2 separate regions of the Homo sapiens genome follow, and region 2 is linked to region 1. Evidence: read pairs that join two places in POLR2A ChIA-PET (ENCODE). Cell type or tissue: GM12878. All regions are shown on one strand. Each heading gives the region's core, and the rest is flanking DNA. Links, peaks and the distances in the headings are about the cores only.

The links. ChIA-PET counts read pairs that join two places held together with the same protein. Peaks named below come from ENCODE experiments on the same cell type or tissue, not always from the same donor. Only the 100,000 strongest peaks of a DNase experiment are listed, where the experiment ranks them.
Region 2: POLR2A ChIA-PET joins it to region 1 with 6 read pairs; 4 of 35 experiments call an interaction of 5 or more read pairs at or near these places.

What each region holds. Positions count from the first base shown.
Region 1 is chr13:27,002,535-27,007,866 of GRCh38, forward strand. No RefSeq gene overlaps it. Among named protein-coding and RNA genes, the nearest start is that of USP12-AS1, 120 kb to the right of the region's middle. In GM12878, for the core only: no CTCF peak of the experiment used is centred there; no DNase peak of the experiment used is centred there; H3K27me3 peaks cover 293 bases.
Region 2 is chr13:27,156,891-27,162,222 of GRCh38, forward strand. The region is part of intron 1 of USP12 (ubiquitin specific peptidase 12); the gene reads right to left. The region is part of intron 1 of USP12-AS1 (USP12 antisense RNA 1); the gene reads left to right. Among named protein-coding and RNA genes, the nearest start is that of USP12, 12 kb to the right of the region's middle. In GM12878, for the core only: no CTCF peak of the experiment used is centred there; no DNase peak of the experiment used is centred there; H3K4me3 peaks cover 309 bases; H3K27ac peaks cover 390 bases.

The DNA of each region.
Region 1 (5,332 bases), core at 1,233-3,732:
CTTTTGCCCAAGCTGTTTCCCCAACCTTGGCTGCACTGCCTGGAAACTTTTGCATGACTGATTCCTTCTTATCAAATCCCAGATTAAATGTTACATCCTCAAAGAGACCTCCCCTGACCACAAAATTTAAAGTAACCTCCAGCAAGTCTATACATCACACTGCCTGGTTTTTTAAGAGCACTGTATACTAAGTGATATTATCTTATTTGCCCTCCAAGCAGAGACCCCATATGTCTGTTCATCTCTTTGTCTTCTGAGCCTAGATGAGTGCCTGGCACACAGTAGACACTCAGCAAACATTCACAGATGGCTACAGGGTGTGGGAGGTGAGAGACGAGGTGCTGAAGATGACACTCAAGTTGCTGGGCTAGACAACTGTGTGGATGATGAGGCCACAGAAATTCCATGGAAAAATGGGGACAAATAGTGTTTGGAGAGGACAGGAATAAGGGATTTAAGTTTTTGACAAGTTAAGTTTGAAATACCTGTGCGGTAGTTGGAATAACGGCCCCCAAAGATGTCCCCCTCCTACTCTCCGGAACCTGTGAATATGTCACCTTACATGGCAAAGGGGATTCTGCAGATGTGATTGAGTTTAGGTCCTTGACATGGGGCATTATCCAGGTGAGCCCAATGTAATCACAGAGTCCTTATATGAGGAGGCAGGAAACTCAGAAATAGAGAAAAGAGACGTGATGGAAGCAGGGTTGGGAGTGATGAGAGGAAGGGGCCACAAGCCAACAAATGTGGGCAGCTGCTGTCTCCTGTGTCTTTCCCAAAGCCTCAGAATCCTCCTCAAGTTAGTTGTGTCCGGGGACATGTGCCCAGGGATGCATGTCCATATCATAGCTGCAAGGGAAGCTCCATGACTTCCTGGCATTTCTCTGCCTCTATTTTGGGAGCAGCCTCTATTTTGGGAGCAGCCTCTCCCAGCCTGGAAGAGGCGTTCCCATACATCCTGTGCACAGGTCCTGCTGTAGCCTCAGTATTTTTCTTACCTGTTCACATGAGCTTTATAGAGTAAGGATACTAACTCTTCATCTGTCATCGTGTGGCAAGTATTGTTTCATTTTTTGCTTTTTCATTTTCTTTATGCCTTTTCTGCTTTTCTGGTTTTTGCCTTTTCTGCTTTTAAGGTGTTGAATGGACTCAGTGATTCCTTAGAAGATGAAAAAAAGCTCGTCCGCTCCTCCTCCTCTCAGAAAACCCTGAGAAAAATCCACCTCAGGACAGGATGGGCACCTGTGCTGCGCTATACGGTACCATCCCATACTAGCGCACGACTCTACAGGATCCGTTACTATTCTCCAAGGTCTTAATGGCTTGAGCCCATCTGGGGCAGGAGACTCAACCTCAGCTCTTGAGACGCTACTCAGGGGGAGGAACGTGGTGTTGAGAAGGACAAGAGCTCATCAGAAGGCGGAGTACTCTGCTCTGGGGCTCAGCCCTTCCCAGTTGCCTTCTCCGCACCACCCAAGGGGATCTGCCCTCACTTCACATAGCTTTGACTTTTATGGCTATGGCTTGAATCCTTCATACAGTGTTTATTCTGCCTCCGAAGTATCTGAAGGACCTTCGCATATGCCTGGTCACCTCCACAGTCTGGAAGCTCTTGGGAATAAGGATCACATCTTCTCCCTTGGGATTTCTCAACCACCTAACATCTATGAGGCTCTCCTGCAGCAGCCCTTTCGCTACTGCAGTAAAATCTCATGATCACCTCCCCTGCAACACATGCACACACACACGCACACGCAAACACACACAGGCACACACACGCACACACACACGCACACACACACACACATATGCATGCATGTTCTTTAATCTTTCAGTTGTCAGGACCTGGATGTGGGATCCAAGGGCTCTCCCCTACACCTAACCCCCTTTCAGGGCCAGACAATTCCCACGGCCCTTTCAGAACTGGCTCAGAACATAAACCCCGCCTTTCGGGCCCACTTCTGTTCCCTGGTCCTCAACCAGCACAAGATGCTTTCTTCTGTTCATCTGTCATTTTTGGCCTGTCTGAACTTTGAATGTTTGTGATTCCAGAATATTGGATGCCTGCCCGATCAATCTCAGATTTCAAATCAAAACCCATTTTTAAATGCTTCATCACAGTTATTCCACTTCTAAACCCAAGCTTTCCCAGGTCCTTTGACATGGGAGGTGGTAACTTTTCTTAAGGGACACCGAAAAACAGCATCTTTGAATTCCCTAAGGGGAGATCTTGACATATAAAAGGTGCTTGTTCTTTATCACGTGGTTGTTTGCAGTTAGGCCTTTGGTTAAATTTTTGAGGGTTGTTTAACAATAACCAATTACAAAAGATAAATGAGGTTAGCACTGTTATATAAAAGGACAAGTCTCACACAGAACTGGAATCCTCTACTGTAATCTGCTTTTCTGAGCCCTGGATTCAAAGATCTGAAAGTCTTGTGGCTCCCATCATGAGAATGGGGTGTTCCAAGGCAGTCAGCCCAGCTGGTCCCATCTCAGTGAGCCGCCACCACCAATGCACTGGCTCACCAAACTCCGCCTCCTCCCCATCACCCCACCTCCTCATTAAACCAGCACCTCACCTGCACCATCGTGTCTCCTCAAGGCAGACCTGTCTCCTCTGCCCCATTCCCACCAATCGTGCCTCAGTTCCATCTCTTCTTGTCCCACTGAGATTACGATAAAGGGGCCCTGTCTCTCTTTGTCTCTCTGTCTCTGTCAATCTCTCTCTCTCTCTCTCTCTCTCTCTCTCTCTCTCTCTCTCTCTCATCTGTGTGTGTTGTTCCTGGTGGATTGCTCTATAACACAAACCTGCTTCACATCCTCAGGAGCCCCCTAAGCACCTTCAGGATGCAAGGCTGATCCAGGGACCCCACTGGCCTCTGCCCACCCTCCCAGGTCCCCACCTCACAAACAGCTCACAGGATGTACACGACTCGCTCCTGTTGGAGCCACACCAGCAACTCCCTCTGCTTGTGTTTTAAAATATAGGTCATATTATTTTTCAGGTATGGTGAAGCCAATAGATCAGGAGACAACTGCTACTGAAAAGATAGCTGTGACAGATCCCGGCGGGGTGGAGATTGGGCACGCCACGCCACACAGGAAGCACCGGGGTTGCCTGGTGGCAGAGGCAGCAGGGAATACGTGGGCCAAGAGCCTTTCCTGTGGTTTCCATGGGAAGGAATGGGTGAGGGGGAGTGAGCAGGCTCAGGATTGGCTGGCTTGAGTGATTGCAGTGAGCTCTAGGGCACAGGCGCTGTCCCCAGCTGCTCGGTGCCTGGCTCTGGGGTGATCAGGGCAGGGGACTAAGGCCCTGGAATGGGAAAGCTCACACTAGCTCCTGGCCGCATCATTTGCTTTCTCTAGGAATCAGCTAACCCTGGTAGGAGCAGTCCCTTCCAGGTCAGCAAGTCCCCAGATGTCAAAGCATCCAATACGGAGATTAGAAAACATAGTTCACACAGCCTAGAGCATCTTTCCTTCGGCCCTGGCAAAAGGTGGGCAGAGTGGCACAGCGGAGGCTCGGGCGGCTCCCATGGCAGGCCAGCTAGGTACCCTCTCTGAACCTTGGTTCCCCTTCTATAGAGGAGGTCATGAGACAAGAGGAGGGGGAAGTGCCCAGCACAGTGCTTGGCACATGGCACTGAGTGAGTGCCAGTGTCCCCCCTTCCACCTGCGTCCTTCTGAGAAACAGCTGAGCTGCTCCTTCCCTGGGGATGTGCTTCTGCCCCTCGGTCTGGGTTCTTTGCTCCCCTCAGGCCCGGCGCTTGCCTCTGTTGCAGATTGAATGTGGCTGTGTGTCTGTCTATCTCCCCCACTGGACAAGGAGAGGGCAGGAACAGGTCATCCAGATCTGAATCCCAAGGGCCCATCACAGAGCCTGGCTCCTGGTTAAAGAGGCTTGCTCAGCTAACATTTGCAAATTTTCACTGTCTCCCAAAAGAATGTTACCTGTGGGCCCCCCTGGGGACAGGCCTCCTCTTTCCCCCCACCCCCACCCCCCGGGGCCTCCCTACTTTCCTCTGCGGGAAGTCACACCAAGCCATTAGCAGCGCGCCGCCTCCCGGGGCGGCACCAGCTGGAGAGGCCGCCTTTCAGCTCAGGAATTGATTTCCCAAGCACACCCCAGCATGTGTGCACACCAGAGACGCCTGGAGTGCTCCTGCTAAGGAGGAAAGCCGCCGTGCCGCACCTGCTGGGAAACGAGGACCTTTCTTGTCACCTCTGCCTCCCCTAGCAGCATCCCAGGCGCAGACCTGGACAGCTGGCTCCCGCACCTGCCCTGGGAGTGCTCCCGGCAGCAACGGCCCATGCTTTTCCAGGCTGAAGCCAACCAGGTTTCACTGAAGATCTCAGTGCATAGAAACGGATGGCATAGCACCTAGCAAGGAAGAACTACCCCATTTTTAATAACTGCTTAATGAGAAAGTGCCATTAACTGCACATAGTCTCCGTTGGTTTAACCAGCCGAGTGCCGAGTGCTGAGTGCCGAGCGCTGAGTGCCGAGCGCTGAGTGCCGCCCAGCCCCGCCCTCCTTAGGCTTGCTTACCACTCCTCCCTGCCCCTCACCCCATGGCCAGCGCCTGGGCTGCTCTGGGGGCATTCACAGGTGGGCTCCGGTTATGGAGAAGGCTGGTGCGGGGCTTCCAGCTCCAGGGACTTGTAGTTGTGGGGTCTTCTCTTTGCCACAGATTCCCTCCTCTGCTGTTGTGGGGCTTGTGACATTTATTCATGGGAAAGAGAGAGGAGATAGGAGGAGGTGGGGAGGGGACCGTGCAGCTGCTTCTGAAATGTGTGCTCTCTGGAGGGCGAGGAGCTGGGACGGAGGGAGAGACAGCTGCCGAGACAGCAGGCGTTCTAATTCCCTGATCCCACACCTGGCTTCCCGCCACATCAGTGCCTCCGATGCCTGGAGCCCTCGTGGGGGAGGCCACGGCAGCAAGGAGCAGGTTGGCAAAGCGACATTCATTCTGTCTTCTAAAAACACTCGTTCAGCTCTTTACATGGGCTGGACAGTGAGGATACAAAGAGCAAAAATAGATTTTCCTCACTGCACTTGGGTGCTAGCTGAAGAGTCAAATAAGTAATGATGCAAATAAAATGTGACACAGCATGCCTGATTCAACCTGGAGGGGACAGGGAGGCTTCCTGATGGAGGTGATGCCTTACCTCAGTCTTGAAGGAGACATGCGTTAGCCACATGAAAAAGAGAGGAAGGAGAGAACTGACCATCCAAAGGAACAAGACAAAAGGATACTGCATAACAAGAAAACTACTATACCTACGCCAAATATTTACAAAGCTTAGTCTGTAGATCCAAAGCAAGTCA
Region 2 (5,332 bases), core at 961-3,460, 150 kb after region 1:
CTACATTAGTAACAGCATGATCCGGCGGCAAAAGCACTAGACTAAATACGGAGAGGTCTCAGGCAGAATCCTAAAATCAAATCACTGGAGTCTGAAATAATCTATTTGTTAATTTCCTTACCTGTAAAACAGACTACTCCTCTCTATGGGTCCATCTCATAGATTTCACAGTTTTTGTTTGGAAAAAATGAACTAATAATAACAAAGTAATCTGAAATGTAAATACTGACATTGGTGAAGTTTCTTCACAGCAGGTATGTTACAAAAATATATTCTGCGTAATAGTTATTTTCACTAATGTGGTAATCATGTTTTGTTGGTTTTTTATTTTCAATAAATTTTCTAGAAAACCACTTCTGATCCCTTTTTGCTTGATAAGTTTTACATACATTAAGCTAAAAAACAGAATGCTGTAGTTGAAATGGACCTAAGATCACAAAGAGGTGTATATAATCCCGTCATTATATAGAGGTGTACATAATTCCCCGTCATTACTTTGGGAAAAAGTGGATGTTCTAGGTATGATCTCTCCCACTTTCCTTTACCCGCTGTATCAGAAGTACTTTTCATTAGCTCATTTTTAGCAAAAATGAGTTCTGTAAGCTACAAATGTGATTTTTAACAACATATACATGCCTTTTTTTAAAAAAAATATAAGTTTATAGAAGATTTTTCCCTAAACCAATATGAACCCAATCAATTTAACAAGTTTGAGGACAAAATTACTGAAACATTAAATCATGTAAGTAATTTTAATCACTTAACCTTATTTCTCTCTTGTTATTTTAATTCACTTCTCACTTCCTCGCCAGGACCTTTGTCCTCTTCATTTTTCTCCAAGTTACCTTTCAAATTCCACCAAGCTTCCCTCCCCACCACTCCCAAAAGCCTTCCTTCTCCAACTGATGCAGGCCTCACTCCAAATACCAGTCTGTCTTCCCTGTACACATCAAAATACAGCTTATCAAGTTTGTATCAGTTTACATTATTATACACAAAGCTGGTCTCCCCAACTAGACTGCAAGCCCTTTGGAACTTAAACAGCTTTGAATCTCTAGGGTCTAGCACATAACCCAACTTAATGAATATTCCTTGACATTAATTGCAATGGACCTGATTGCGCCATTAGTTTTACTGGGTGAACTGTGTTCCCTAATAAAGGTACGTTTAAGTCTTAAGCCCCAATATCTCAGAATATGACCTTATTTTGAAATAGGGTCTTTACAGAAGTAATCAAGTTACAATGAAGTCATTAGGGTGGACCCTAATCCAGTGTGACTGGTGTCTGTGTAGAAAGGGAAAATTCGGACACAGGCATAGAAGGAAGACAAAATGGAGACAGAGACACAGGGAGAATGCCATGTGAAAAGATTGGAATGATGCATCCACTGCCAGAAAACCACCAGTAGCTAGGGTAGAAAATGGAAGAGAGTCTCCTCATAGCCCTCAGAGGGAACCAACCCTGTCGACATCCTGATTCTGGACTTCTAGCCTACAGAATTGTTAGGACGATAAATTTCTGTTACAGGCATGCACCACTTAATGACAGGGATACATTCTGAGAAATTGACTGTTAAGCAATTTCATCATGGTGCGTATGTCATAGAGTGTACTCACGCAAACCTAGATGGTACAGCCCACTACACACTTAGGCTATGTGGTCTAGCCTCTTGCTCCTAGGCCACAAACCTGTACAGCATATGACTGTACTGGATCCTGTAGGTAACTGTAACACAATGGTAAGTATTCATGTCTCTAAACACATCTAAACGTAGAAAAGGTACAGTAACAATACAGTATTATAATCCACACACAGTTTCTGGCACTTTGTTATGGCAGCCCTAGGAAACTAATAAAATTATTGTTTAATAAAATGAAAATGTGCAAACAGTATTATATAACCAAACCTTTCAATATGATAGACATTGAAGATCATGGGAAATTAAAATGCACACAAGAGTTTTGACATGGAATGAAACATGATGACAACCAAAAATATACACTGTTAGGTGAAAAAGCAAATAAACCTGCAGTTTTAAATTTTGGGGGGAGTGGGGGTGACACACACACAATACCTCATGTTTGTATATGCACAGGTAATGTCTGGCAATAAACACACACATATCCCAACTCTTTCTAGCAATTACTTCTTGGGAAAGGGCGGCCCCTCTTCCTTGTAAGAAATGAATTTTTTAAACTCACACAATTTTGCAGTTTTAAAAATAGTAAGTGGTTTGGTTTTTCTTAAACTTCTAAAATTGCAAAATTAAAAGAAACTACCATTTCTAAGGTAATCAGATATCACATTTTTCTTTAAGAGTATATACAGTTAAACCTGAATAATTTAATTCTTTTAAAATCCTCACTCTGGTAGTTCAAAAAACAATGTATCAATTACTAAATTACAAGGGCGTATCTACCACCCCATTTCTAAAAGTTACCATGACATTATATTTCAAAGTCCATATTAAACACAGGCTGTTCCTAAAAATGTCAGGAAGAAAATAAGATTTTTCAAACACCATTCCATTTGCATCAGGCATATAATTCTGGTGTTTTACAAGTGTTCTATCATTAAATTTCATTTCTCAACTAGGCCACACCTATTCAATCCAGCCTTCTCTATCAATATCCAGTAACATTTGCAGAGGGCCTTGTTAACTTGGATGTCAACCAAAAATGTACCCAAATATCCTAACTCTCTTTAACAGTCTGTTCTAGATTTATCATCTATACATTTATCTAAACTCAAACTTTCCTACACCTTTATTTTTTATCATTGTGAGATCTGAATCTGTGAAATGCCTAGCAATAGCATCACCAAGTAGCCACTCAATAAATGTCAGACTCCTATATAAGTTCCTTGGGAAAGCTAAAATTACAGATGTCACATTCAACTTTACAAGTCAGGGAAGATGACCTAAGTCATCATTAACATAAAATGGCAAGAACATCACGGTAGGCTATTAGCACTGAAATGGTATAATAACTACAACCCAGTTTCAGAGATGAAAAGGAAAGAAAGTAGACTATTAAAGCAACTAACATCTGGGATGAAAATGTGTAACAGAAGAGAAGCTTTAAGGACACAAGGAAGTAAAAACCTGAAAGAGCGGAATTGCGAACACTTGGCAGGAGGAGTAACCTGAGCAAAGGCAACTGTGCAGTCTTTAAAGAACGAAAATACCACCTTAAATACATACCATGTGTCAATTATACCTCAGTAAAGCTGGAAAAACTCAATAAAGAAAGAAACTAAACAGAGAACAAAAAAAGGTGACAGATTTCACTTGTATCTTTTTAGTTAAAAAGGGCAACATAATGTCTCCAACTAAGACAATGATACAAATATCCAAGCATTTTTATCTGGCTAAGGCTTGATGTGTATAGTGAGAAAACAACCAGAAGTAAAAGTTGCTTCCTTTTAGTTTTTCATTTGCCAAGTTAAGTGAAGGCCTCTGCTTTAACCAGTCACATGACAATGGCAGGTCCTTGTTCAGCAGGGTCCCCCGTGGAGGAGATATAAGCCTCCTCAAATTGAAAAAAAAAATGCAATAAAAACAAATGAAACTAACCAGTAAACTTTAAAAAAGTGAACTGTCTTTAAAAAAAAAAAAATGCAACACCAGACAATGAAAAGATTCTAATTTGCCTAGCAGAACCAAAAGCACAATATTTTTGGTTTTGTTTTTGGTCCGTTGTATCTAGTTTTTGAGCCTTTGATGTTTCAAATTTGTTCCAAATTTTGTCCACCTTTACATAAAAACCCTGAGCACATCAGTCTGAAGAAATTATCAGCTTTAAACCTCTAGGTCCATCAAACAACAAACAGTGAAACCACTTGATTCCTATTCCTCACCTGTTCTTAAAAGAACCAAAGCATCATGTTTCTTTTTTTTTTTTTTCCCCCTTCAACCTTAAGTTACAGGGTACATGTGCAGGATGTGCAGGTTTGTGACACAGGTAAACGTATCATGGTGGTTTGCTGCACAGCTCAACCCATCTCCCCGGGTTAAGCCCAGCATCCATCAGCTCTTCTTCCTGATGCTCTCCCTCCCGCCATCCTCCCCACAGGCCCCAGTGTGTAGCGTTCCCCTCCACAAAGCGTCATCTTTCAAGGCCGTTAAGTCTGAAACCTTCTAAACATTATATCCCGTTTTGTGGAAAAGAGAATCCCCCTGCTCTATTAAGATATACCTCCTAACGCAAACTTCAAAGTCCCAGCTACTACCCCCAAGGTACCACCTTAACCATCCTGCATATGAGTCTCTTCATTAAGCAAATTAAACAAACAGGGAACCTTTGCAACATCAGCAAAGAAAAATTGTGAAACAATATGCCAGAGAAACAGCAGAAATAATTTCTTCAAAGTTATAACGGCTAGATTTTTGGACTAAGATAATCACATACAAAGCAGAATAAATGTTCATCTACAGAATCTCAAATTATAAATGCATTTTCCATTCCAAAGAACAAAAGCCTTGTATTTTATTGTCTCCTTACCCCTACAACTTAAGTACTTTATGACTTATTTTACTTGTGCCCAGATGGGCTCTAATTTTGAAAGTCTCTTTTCAGGGATCCCTGAAAAACCCAGGTAGACCAATACTGTAGAAATAAAGGCAATTTACTCACTATAATTTTATACCTTTAAAAAAAAATGTTACTAATAGGGAATTGCAGTGTTTACTGCCATCAGAAGTTAACTACAGGCCAGGTGCAGTGGTTCACACGTGTAATTGCAGCATTTTGGGAGGCCAGCTACATCACTTGAGTTTGAGACCAGCCTGGGCAACATGGTGAAACCCTGTCTCTACAAAAAAAATTAATTAAAAAGAAAAAATAGCTGGGCATGGTAGTGTGTGCCTGTAGTCCCAGATACTTGGGAGGCTCAGGCAGGAGGATAGCTTGAGCCCGGGGGGCAGAGGTTTCAATGAGGCGAGACTGCACCACTGCACTCCAGCCTGGGCAACAGAGCAAGGCTCTGTCTCAAAAAATAAAAAAAAATAAAAAAAAATTAAAAAGCCACTCATTAACTGTACATTTTTAACATAGTAAAGATTTTAAGGGTAATCTAAAACTTTGCTTCATGGATCATTAAAATACTCATTTTCAAACTTTGAAATGACTACGCTTTGTCAAAGGTAACTTGTGAGCTCCGTTACAACTCCTACAGTCCACAGTATCTTAATGTGCTTTCCATCCTTTCCTTAAGAGGGCATGGAGTCTTACCAACAATGACCATGTAAGGGTGATGTTGATATGTATTTATAGTACAAAGGACGTTCACATGTGTCATCTCATCTGATCTAATGGGGAAATTATTATTCCA